Regions from separate parts of the Mus musculus genome. Here region 1 is linked to region 2. The links are chromatin loops, found by intact Hi-C in ENCODE. Cell type or tissue: gastrocnemius. All regions are shown on one strand. Each heading gives the region's core, and the rest is flanking DNA. Links, peaks and the distances in the headings are about the cores only. Region 1 holds the start of Kpna1 (karyopherin (importin) alpha 1). Region 2 has its middle 3.0 kb from the start of Parp14.

Region 1 (5,378 bases), core at 129-5,128, 110 kb before region 2:
TCAACCCACACATTCTTTCTTGCCGATGTCCCTGATCCCAGTCACCCTCCAGTTTTCTGCTCCCAATGCGAGCCTCAGCTAAGGCTTGGCGGTTTCCCTCGCATCGCCGGCTCACACAGCCGACCAACTTGTCATTGCTATAATTACCACACCCCCGTCAGCAGCTCCAGGCCCGCGTAGTTATGACATCTGTAAACTGCAAGCCTCCCGTCTCCACCCCCACCTCCCTCCAAACACCGGCCCCGGTGGTAACCTGCCAACTCCCCGATCGGCCCCGCACGCCTCGGCCTCAGCCACCGCACTCCGCGCCGCCCGCCCCCGCCCTCAAGCTAGCGCGGCGCGCAGACTCCGCGCCGCCGCCCGGCGCCCCGCAGTCCCCGACGCCGCTTCCACCGCCGCGCCGCGCCGCGCCGCCCCGCCCCGACCGGCGTTCCTCACGGCGAGCACCAGCGTTCCCCACCCCCACCCCGCTCCGCCGCCGCGCGGCCGTTAGGACCGCCGGGCCCGTGACGCACCGGAGCGACGCGAGGGTCCGGTCCCCGGCGCGCCCGAGCCAGCTCCGGCTTCCGCCCGCGTCCGCCTTCGCCCCGGGGCCTCCCTCGGGTCCGCGGAGGGGGACCCAGAGCCGCCCGCCGAGGGGGAGGGGCCGCGAGGTGCCCCCACTCACCGGCTCCAGGCGACCGGTCCCGGTGCCACTACGAAGAGGGAGACGCTCGCTCTTGGCCCGCCCGCTGCGCCTCTTCTGCGCACAACCTTGACCAGCCGGCGCGCACCACGGCGGCGCTCACCAGGCCTCGCTCTCCGCTGCCGCTCACAGAGCCGCGAGACCCAGCTCAGCCGGCGTGCGCACTGCGCCTGCGTGCGGGGGCCGGCCGGCGCGCCTGCGTGCGCTTCTCCGCCGCCTGCCGCAGGGGCTGCCGGGAAGCGGAGTCTCCGAGCGTGGACGCCCTAGGCTAGCGGCGGCCAGGGAAAAGGCGGCGGCCAGGGCGTGGGTCTCTGCGGACCAGGTTGGCAGTCAGTAAAAGCGCAGACATATAGAAGTTATGGAAACAAACTTGTCCTTACTAAGCTCTTCCAGAATGGACGGATTCCCCCTCACATCAATATAGCTTCCCTCTCACATGGTAGGTACCTCACAGCCGAGCATGCTTATTGGATGAATGATGGCATGGTTGGAGGCTGAGGGAGTATTACAAAATACGTCAGTGTCTCACGTTCAAAGAATTCACATGCAACCCGTTTGCAGGAACTTTCTGGGTATTCTCTTCAGTTCTCACCCATCTTACCCGGTAATTTATTAGTATCATATAACATTAAATCGCTTTTTGAGCCTAGCATGACGGTAACGCACGCCTGTATTTTCAGCTCTAGGAAGTCTGAGGCAGGAGAATGGCGAATTCTAGACCAGCATTACTACGTAGAAAGACCCCTATCTCAAAAACGGCAATTTCCAGCGAAAATATTTGCGTTGCTATGAGAAGGCACGCTAAAACAAAATATTTAGGGAAATGACTTAACCGTTACATGATAGAATTTTTTTTTCTTTCTGGGGAGTAGAGCGGTGGCTTCAAAGGAACACTTTAAGACAGCAAGTAGAGGTCACAGGAAAATCACAACCACAGGACACGGTTTAACAAGTCAGTTTAAAAGGAATACTGAGGAGCACCGGACATGAATCTGTAGAACCCCCGAAGGGAGACCCTCACTCAAGTCTCAGGGATCGCGAGCCCAGAAAGCCACAGTCACGCTTGCTGCAAACACACGAGGTTTTTAATGGCACACAAACCAGCATGCTGAGGTCGAGACCCATACACCACGCAGGGGTAGAGGAGTCTGACCCCAACCCTATTTTCCAGCAGGTTTATAAAGGTAAAAACCAGAACCTAGGGGGAGGATGGGAGAGGAAACAGGGGAAGTCTAGGGGCGGATATTTACTTCAAGGCACCTGGGACATTGAAACATTTTGTGGTTGTTTTTCCCAAGAGTTCCAGGGAATTAGGCCATCTGGCCGGGGGCGGGGGCCCATGTTCTCAGGGCAGTCATTATTTTATTTTTTTACTCTTCATTTCCCCACTTCTTCTTGTGAGTAGCTCTAATCTTAGAGCGACCCCTCTTCTTCTTTCGGCAAAGTCAGGTACTGTTGTCGGAGCACCATTACCTGTACAACACTAACCCTGTCTTTTACAAAAGCCACTAACTTATTAAGAATGCAAGGTCCAAAAGTGAGCAAAAGCAAAAGGATGATTAGGGGACCGGCAAGGGTAGAAACAAGGGTGGTAAACCAAGGAGACTTATTAAACCAATTTTCAAACCAGCTCTGTCTATCTTCTCTTTCCCTTCTGCGCTTGTCTAACCGGCTCTTCCTATCATTGTGAAGCAGAATTCACCAAGCGTTGGATTGTTCACCCACTAATAGGGAACGTGAGCTGGGTTTAGACCGTCGTGAGACAGGTTAGTTTTACCCTACTGATGATGTGTTGTTGCCATGATAATCCTGCTCAGTACGAGAGGAACAGCACCTTTTCTGGGGTCTGATGAGCGTCGGCATCGGGCGCCTTAACCCAGCGTTCGGTTCATCCCGCAGCGCCAGTTCTCAGGGCAGTCATTATTTTACTTTTTTACTCTTCGAATCAATACATCTATAAATGTAAGACAGGAGGAGAAAAAGGACCACATGGGCTAACTGCTCCCACCAGATTGGCCTGAAGGCTCGTCGGTGGGGTGTTTTCCTGACTCACGATAAATGTGAGACTCACTGTGGGCGGTGCCACCTCTGGGCTGTATAGGATAACAAGCTGAGAGTAAGCCAGGGACCAAATTCCTCCATGATCTGCTTCAATTACTGCCTCCAGGTTCCTGCCTTGAATTCCAGTCCTGGCTTCCCTCAAAGATGCACTGTAAGCTGAAATGCCTGCCCCCAAGTTGTTTTGGTTAGTTTTATCATAGCAACCGAAAGCAAACTAGAACAACTTTCTCGATCCCTCAGTCCTTCTCTCCCTTTCTTCTCACTTTCTTCCTTCTGCGTCAGTATCATCTTCTCCACTAAGAGTGTGCTTGTTTACATGGAAGCTGAATTTGAGCAAAGCAGCTTGGGAGAAAGTGTTCTATCAGAGAGACTTAGGGGTTAGTGTTGCCAATTTGACCCAAGCTAGAATCCTCTGGAAAGAGGGGACCTCAATTGAGAAAATGCTTCCAGGAGATACAGTTTTAAGGAATTTTCTTAATTAGTGATTGCTAGGGAAGGGCTCAGCCCATTGTGGATGGTACCATCACTGGGCTGGTGGTTCTGGATTCTATAAGAAAGAAGTGTACTAAGCCAGGAGGAGCAAGCCAGTAAGCAGCATCCCTCCATGGCCTCTGTATCAACCCGCTGGAGTTCCTGTCCTGGCTTCCTTCAATGACTGCCTGACCATAGCTGAGCTGATATCTGATCATTATATTCTGCTCAGGAGGTAAGACTCATTCAACCTTGTGGAGGTTGGTTATTCCCTAATCCACCCTTACTCCCAAGTAGATACAGTCGTGAGCGTCCTAACCAAAAGTCTAGGTCTCTTCTCTTTGGCAAGGCCTCCTCAGCCCCATGAGGCAGACAAAACCTTGATCATTGGATTTGCAATCCTCAGTCACTGACTGCTTGGGAAAGCAAGGACAAGTGTGGGGCTCTCTTCTGTGTCTTGCACTACCTCAGTACCTCTTCATTAAGGTTTTTAGTAGTGGAAGGGTTGATCCACCTCCACTACAGTAGACCACAGCTGCATAATGACTTTACACAGAAACATAATGCCTGTACACATATCTGGTCTTTTATGTTTCTCTGTTTTTTATTTTGAGAAGTACAAAAAGTAACAGTATTTTTGCTATTATGAATATTCTCGTATATATACTGTGTAGAAGGAAAATGTCTTACCTTAGCACATTGCATCATTTTATAGGACATTACATCATGTTTAAGAGTCTCTTGCCTGTGTGTGTATGTATGTACGGCATATGTGTGAATGCCTGGTACCTGCAGAAATCAGAAGAAGGTACCAGATCTCCTGGAACTGCAAATGCAGACAGTTGTGAACTGTCATGTGGTTAGTGAGAGGCAAACCAAGGTCCTTAGCAAGAGCAGCAAGTGCCCTTAACCACTGAGACATCTCTCCAGCCCCAGGACACTGTGTCTTCAATATTACTAGATATGACAGGCAGAAGTCTTAGGATAACACTCCTCCGACCCAGGCACTGCTGTGATCTCTGATTCTTGGTGCTGCTCTGTATAATCACCACCTGTATTAGTCAGGGTTCTCTAGAGTCACAGAACTTACGGATAGTCTCTATATAGTAAGGGAATTTGTTATGACTTACAGTCTGTAGTCCAACTCCCCAACAATGGTCAGCTGTGAATGGGAAGTCCAAGAATCTAGTAGTTGCTCAGTCCCACATGGCTAGTAGACTCCAATAGATGTGCTGGCAAGTAAATGCAAGCAGGCAGAGAGAGAATCTTCCTTCTTCCAGTATAGGTCTCCAGCAGGTGTGGCCCAGATTAAAGGTGTACACCACCATGACTGGATCTGGGACTTGTTTTGTCCCAGGCTGACCTTGAACTCAGAGATCTCCTTGCCTTAGTCTCCTAGGATTCATAGCCACTGTACCTCAAGATCTCCATGCCAAGATCCAGGTCAGAAACTTGTATCTCCCAGCCTCAAGATCTGGATCACAGGTGAGCTTTCCAATTCTGGATTGTAGTTCATTCCAGATATAGTCAAGTTGAAAACCAGAAATATCCATTACACCACCCCTTGAATATCTATAGGACCCCTTACTAGCCAACAGACTGGACTAAAAGATAGAAGGCCTCTGGTGATGACATTTCATTTAGTAGTGCTTTGTGTTTATGAAACTAAAAATTCATGCTAGCCTTAAGTTGTCATATTGTCACTTGCCTATAGAAGGCCACCTGGTAGGGCCTGCTGATGGCCTCTAGGACCTGAATAAAGCTAGCATTCAGTAAGAATCTAGAGCCTGCAATCATATAATCACAAGAAATGAATTCTGCTAATAGCCTGGGTGAGCTTGGAAACAGAATCTTCCTGACTTGAGCCTTCACTAGAGAAACATATACTTTATTGCTGCTTGATAGATCCTCAGCAGAGGATCCAGGTAAACTGTGGATACCCTCTGTGAATAGGTTTGAATAGATATGCCCTTCTACCCCTCCTATCCCTTTCATAGGCTCACATGTTTGAATGCTTGGCTCATGCGGAGTGTATTAGCCAAGGTTCTCTAGAGTCACAGAACTTATGAGCAGTCTCTATATAGTAAAGGAATTTATTGATGACTTACAGTTTGCAGTCCAACTCCCAACAATGGTCAGTAGCAGCTGTGAATGGAAATCC
Region 2 (5,378 bases), core at 194-5,193:
GGATTTCCTGGATGTTTTGGGTTAGGAGTTTTTTGCTCTTTGCATTTTCTTTGGCTGTTGTGTCAATGTTTTCTATGGTATCTTCTACCCTTCTCCCTTCTATCTCTTGTATTCTGTTGGTGATATTTGCATCTATGACTCCTGATCTCTTTCCTGGGATTTTTATCTCCAGGGTTGTCTCCCTTTGTGATTCCTTTATTGTTTCTATTTCTATTTTTAGATCCTGGATGGTTTTGTTCAATTCCTTCACCTGTTTGGTGGTGTTTTCCTGCAATTTTTTTTCTTTTTTAAAATGTGTAGCCCAGGCTGGCCTCAAACTCGTGATCCTCCTGCCTCTGCCTCCTTCAGCAAATCCTACCAGTGTGCACCACCACTACCGGCTCCTGCAATTCTTTTTTTTTTTTAAAGATTTATTATTTATTTATTATATGTAAGTACACTGTAGCTGTCTTCAGACACTCCAGAAGAGGGCACCAAATCTCGTTACAGATAGTTGTGAGCCACTATGTGGTTGCTGGGAATTGAACTCAGTACCTTTGGAAGAGCAGTCAGTGCTCTTACCTGCTGAGCCATCTCGCCAGCCCTCCTGCAATTCTTTAAGGGATTTTTGTTTGTTTGTTTGTTTGTTTCCTCTTTAAGGACTTCTAGCTGTTTACCTGTGTTCTCCTGTATTTCTTTAAGGGAGTTATTTATGTCCTTCTTAATGTCCTCTGCCATCATCATGAGATGTGATTTTTAAGTCAGAGTCTTGCTTTTCTGGTGTCTTGGCGTATCCAGGGCTTGCTCTGTTGGGCGAACTAGGTTCTGATGATGAGTTCAGTTTCTGTTGCTTATGTCCTTGCCCTTACCTCTTGCCATCTAGTTATCTCTGGTGTTAGCTGGTCTTGCTGTCTCTGACTGTGTCCCTCCTTTATGCCTGTGTGTGTCAGCACTCTTGGGAGACCAGCTCTCTCCAGGCGGGACCCAGGTATGGAGAGCTGTGGCACAGGATCATCTCCAGGCTCAGTTGGAAACGGGAACCAGGAGAGACTGTTTTAAAATAAAACAAAGTGGGGGGAAAGTGTTATTTAGCAGTAAATTCATCCAGTCCCAGATCTTTCTTTGTGAAGAGACTTTTAAAACACAGATCTATTTTATTTTTTGACCATGTGTGTATATTTGTGGCATCCAGAAGAGGGCGATTAATCCCCCGGAGCTGCAGTTACAGGTGGGTGAGAACCATCCAACACGGGTTCTGAGAACTCAGTTTCTCTGCAAAAGCAGTGTGCTCTCTGAACCTCTGAGCCATCCCTCCAGCCCTGTGAGCAGACTTAGAATCACTACTTCAGTATCATTGTTGTGAGTCTGTTTAAGTTATTTCTATCTTCTGGGTTTAATTTTGGTAGGTTATATGCATTGAGAAATTTGTCCATTCCTTCTATGGTTCTCAACTTTTTTTTTTTCTGAGTAGAAGTTTTCCAAATATTTCCTAAGGATCTTGAGTTTCACTGGAGTCTGTTGTAACACTTCCCTTTTTATCCCTAAATTTTATTAATTTGGGTCTTCTGTCTCTTTCTTTTGGCTAATTTGGTTGTCAGTCTTGTTAATATTTTCAAAAACCCAACTCTTAGATTGATTTTTGTGGAATACAGTGTTTTATGTTTTATCATTTTTATCAGTAAAACTTACAATAAACACAGAGAGACAAACTTTCCCGCCTAAGTCCCTCATGGTATCATTTTGGTATATATTGTGCATAGTAAGATGTATGAATGCGACAGTGCTGTGTTTACTGTGAGTCTTGAGAGGTTCCCATGTGGATCTAATTCAGTGATTATCTGGCAGAAATCCAGAAAAGGTTTTTATTTTTTCTTTATTCTGCACAAACTACGCATGATTAAGTTGTAACTTTCTTTAAAAAAAAATTCATGTGAATGAATGTTTGCCTGAATATTATGCCTGTACACCACAGTTGTGAACATCATGTGGGTGTTGGGAATTGAACCCAGGACCTCTGGAAGAGTAGCCAGTACTCCCAACTACTGAGTCATCTCTCTAGCTCCCATGTTGTACCTTTCTGAAGATACTGTCTTTCCTTCCCATCTGTGGTGCTTGATCTCAATAATCACCTGGAAGATGGACCTCAAGGCATGCCTGTGGGGGTTTATGTAGGTAAACAGAGGTGGGAAGTCCTGCTCACTGTGGGCGGCACCATTCCCTAGGCTGGAATCCTGGAGAAAGTGAGATGATCAGAAGCATTCATCCCCCTCTCCTCCTTGACTGTGGGGACAATGTAACAGCCACCTCAAACTCTTGATGCCCCCTCAAAATCTTGTTTCTGTGACTCCTGCACTATGGTGGATTACAACCTGGAACAGGAGTTGTCAATTTTCTTGGTAGTTTGGATGACACAGGGATGAACTCCAAGAAAAGTCAGCACTCTAGCCTACCTAAGCCAAGCCCTCTACACTGACCGGGTCCAACACTGTTTGGCTCAGGTGATGAGCGCCATCTGCAGGCAGAATGCTGGAAATTGGAGAAAGATACCTGGATACTGTTCAGCATTATTTAAAGATCAGGAATTTTAAAAAGCCCAGTAAATTCTCTTCCGTGCATCTCTGATCTTCTTTGTACTGATTCAGTTCTTTGGTATTAAGTAACAATATTCAAGTTCTGTCTTTCTCCAAAGAACCTTTGAACTGGACAGACCTTGAGATAGATTTCATATCTTTCTTTCACTCACATCTGACAAAATTTAATGCAACCTCAGGGACACAGTTTTCAAAGTATACAAGCAAACTAAGCACTTAGTGGTGTTAAATCATAAAGAAAATCATTCTAAGATGATTCTTGAGTTCACATATGCTTTTACCATTTACTGTAAATGGAAGCAAATTTGCACATTGTAACAAATGTGTTTCTTTTTATAGAGAGAACTAAATCATGGCTCAAATATTTGCTACTGCAAGACATGAAGCCCTTTCAACTTTCTTCAGAATATTTTTTTATTTTAAAATTGTCAATGATGAGAACCCTACTTTGAATTAAATACACAATATAAAATGACAGAAGTGTGTTTAGGACCATTTCAGAACTTGGAATAGAAATTCTGTCTTAATCACAAGCCAAAATTCACTGAAAGAAATTTAATTATACTTTTTTTATTTAAGTGTATGGGTATTTTGCCTGCATGTATGTCTGTGCATCATATGTGTGAAGTGTCCGCAGAAGCTGTAAGTTTTACTGGATTTCCTGGAACTGGAGTTACAGGTGGTTGGAGTTACTATGCAGGAGCTGGGAGTCGAACCTGGGTCCTCTGGAAGAGTAGCCTGTTCTCTTAACTGCTGAGCCAGCTCTCCAGCCTCTGAAGTAGCAATTTTTTTTAAAGATTTATTTATTTATTATATGTAAGTACACTGTAGCTGTCTTCAGACACTCCAGAAGAGGGAGTCAGATCTTGTTACAGATGGTTGTGAGCCACCACGTGGTTGCTGGGATTTGAACTCCGGACCTTCGGAAGAGCAGTTGGGTGCTCTTACCCACTGAGCCTTCTCACCAGCCCTGAAGTAGCAATTTTTAAAATCAAGCATTCTAACATGGTACGATCCAAAGATAGACTAACTTGTCATGTTGACAAATGACAGCAGGAACATATTAAAAGTCTGCTTTCTATTACTAAGACATTAAGTTTTTTTTTTTTTAAGAACAGAAACATTGTATACATTAAAAACTGTGATCCATATCATAGTCTCTCATCTGAGCTGAGTGTTTCAGAGAGTGTTTACTGGTATTGTCTGGTGTGAAGATTTTATATGTGCAAAAGTGCACATGTGTGCTCAGAACACAGGCTTCAGTGGTGCCAGGAGATAGCACCGGTAAGCAACGGAATGCTATGTAGTTGATTTTGATTTAATTTTTGGTTATTGTGCCTTCAGAAGCCTTTCAGCGTTACCAAGATTTTCTCAAGTCTCACACTGGGTTGTGCGATCGGTCTGATTACCATCTACAGAGAAATGGGACCTATCTGTAAAAAACCGTTAAAATTGCCTAGATACTCCCACCTCCAGCCCCGGTTCACGGCTTTCATTTACAATGCCTAGCTGCTGGCGCCTGGGATGTCCTGGCTGACACCACCAATATCTCCCACATCCCTCTTTGTACCAACATTTGCCCATATCGAGAACTTTTCTGTTTTCAAAAATATTTAACTCCAAGAAACAAAATATCAACTTTCTGAGCCCAAACCCCCATCCCTCACCCGGCTGCTTGACTCCTGGGTCTTCCTGTCCATTCAAAGTTTTGGAAAGATCTGGGAAAAAAAAAATTGCCAGGCGGTGGTGGCACATGCCTTTAATCCCAGCACCACTGGGAGGCAGAGGCAGTTCGAGGCCAGCCTGGTCTACAAAGTGAGTTCCAGGACAGCCAGGGCTATACAGAGAAACCCTGTCTAGAAAAAAAAAAAAAAAAGGGGGGGGGGAGGGGGGAAGCTCTGAGTGCTGCCTCGGCTTCCTTCCTTTTTTTCAGACCTCGGTCCTCTTCAGACTCCCCATCGTCCCTGTTCTCCATCAGATAGTGTTACCAGGGGCCCCGAGGGGGTCACCATACTCTAGCCCTGGACCGGCAAAGCCTGCTTTAATGCGTATCCCAAATATTCGCTCATCACGCGTTAAGGATATACAGATTCCCAGTCTCTTCTTATCCCGGTCACAGTAGGCGCACCTCACTCCTGTTGCTTGGACCACTCCTGGATGAACTGTTCATATCTTTCGGCCAATCTTGTCTCCAAAGGCAGCTTAGAGGCCATCACGTTCTTCCTAGGAGGGGGAATGGGGGAGGCGGGTGTCGGAGCCCCAAGAGCCCTAGACCAGTAGCGGGACCAGAGCCCTCTCCTGAGCACCCAGGTCAGCCTGGCTTTCTCTCACTCCTGTCGAACTCAGCCACCATGCAGCAGCCTAAGTTATTTTGTGTAAGTGAACCACAAAGCCCCAGAGACCCACCATCTAAGGTCATTTCTTAGTAGTTCTTAGGCTCTCGGGTAGCACGTCCCTTGCCCAGAAGTGCTACCTGATCTTTCCATAATTGGGCTGGGAGCCCATGCTCTTCTGCTCCAACACCTGTGTATTTCTCCCTAGAGTTGTCGACCGTCTCCTGTGTCCCCATACCTGTGTCCCTCCGTTGAACACCCAGAAAGCATGGACGCCAGCACGCGTTCCTCAATACTGGGAGTTTGTAAACACAAAGTATGCACAGATGAGAAAACAGAATTCTGAAGCAGGAAAGTCAGGTCAGATGCCCTCGGGTGGTCCCCCAAGTGAGCAGGGAGCATCCTGAGAGGATCGTTTTCCTTCTCTTATACAGCGTGGGTTTTCAGGTATGCAGAAACTATCCTAGTGATGGAG

What was found. Peaks named below come from ENCODE experiments on the same cell type or tissue, not always from the same donor. Only the 100,000 strongest peaks of a DNase experiment are listed, where the experiment ranks them.
Region 1: it touches region 2 in a loop (3-fold over the local background); 1 of 42 quality-filtered maps calls a loop at or near these places.

Annotation. Positions count from the first base shown.
Region 1 is chr16:35,978,798-35,984,175 of GRCm38, reverse strand. It overlaps Kpna1 (karyopherin (importin) alpha 1), which reads right to left and starts at 813. Exons shown (of 14, transcript NM_008465.5): 1 at 668-813. Gm15564 (a long non-coding RNA gene) reads left to right here and starts at 847. Exons shown (of 2, transcript XR_001781900.2): 1 at 847-1,124. In gastrocnemius, for the core only: no CTCF peak of the experiment used is centred there; DNase peaks (open chromatin) are centred at 305, 853, 1,986 and 2,431; H3K4me3 peaks cover 1,759 bases; H3K27ac peaks cover 1,817 bases.
Region 2 is chr16:35,871,721-35,877,098 of GRCm38, reverse strand. No RefSeq gene overlaps it. Among named protein-coding and RNA genes, the nearest start is that of Parp14, 3.0 kb to the right of the region's middle. In gastrocnemius, for the core only: a CTCF peak has its summit at 2,487 (motif pointing left); a DNase peak (open chromatin) is centred at 2,484; H3K4me3 peaks cover 700 bases; H3K27ac peaks cover 675 bases.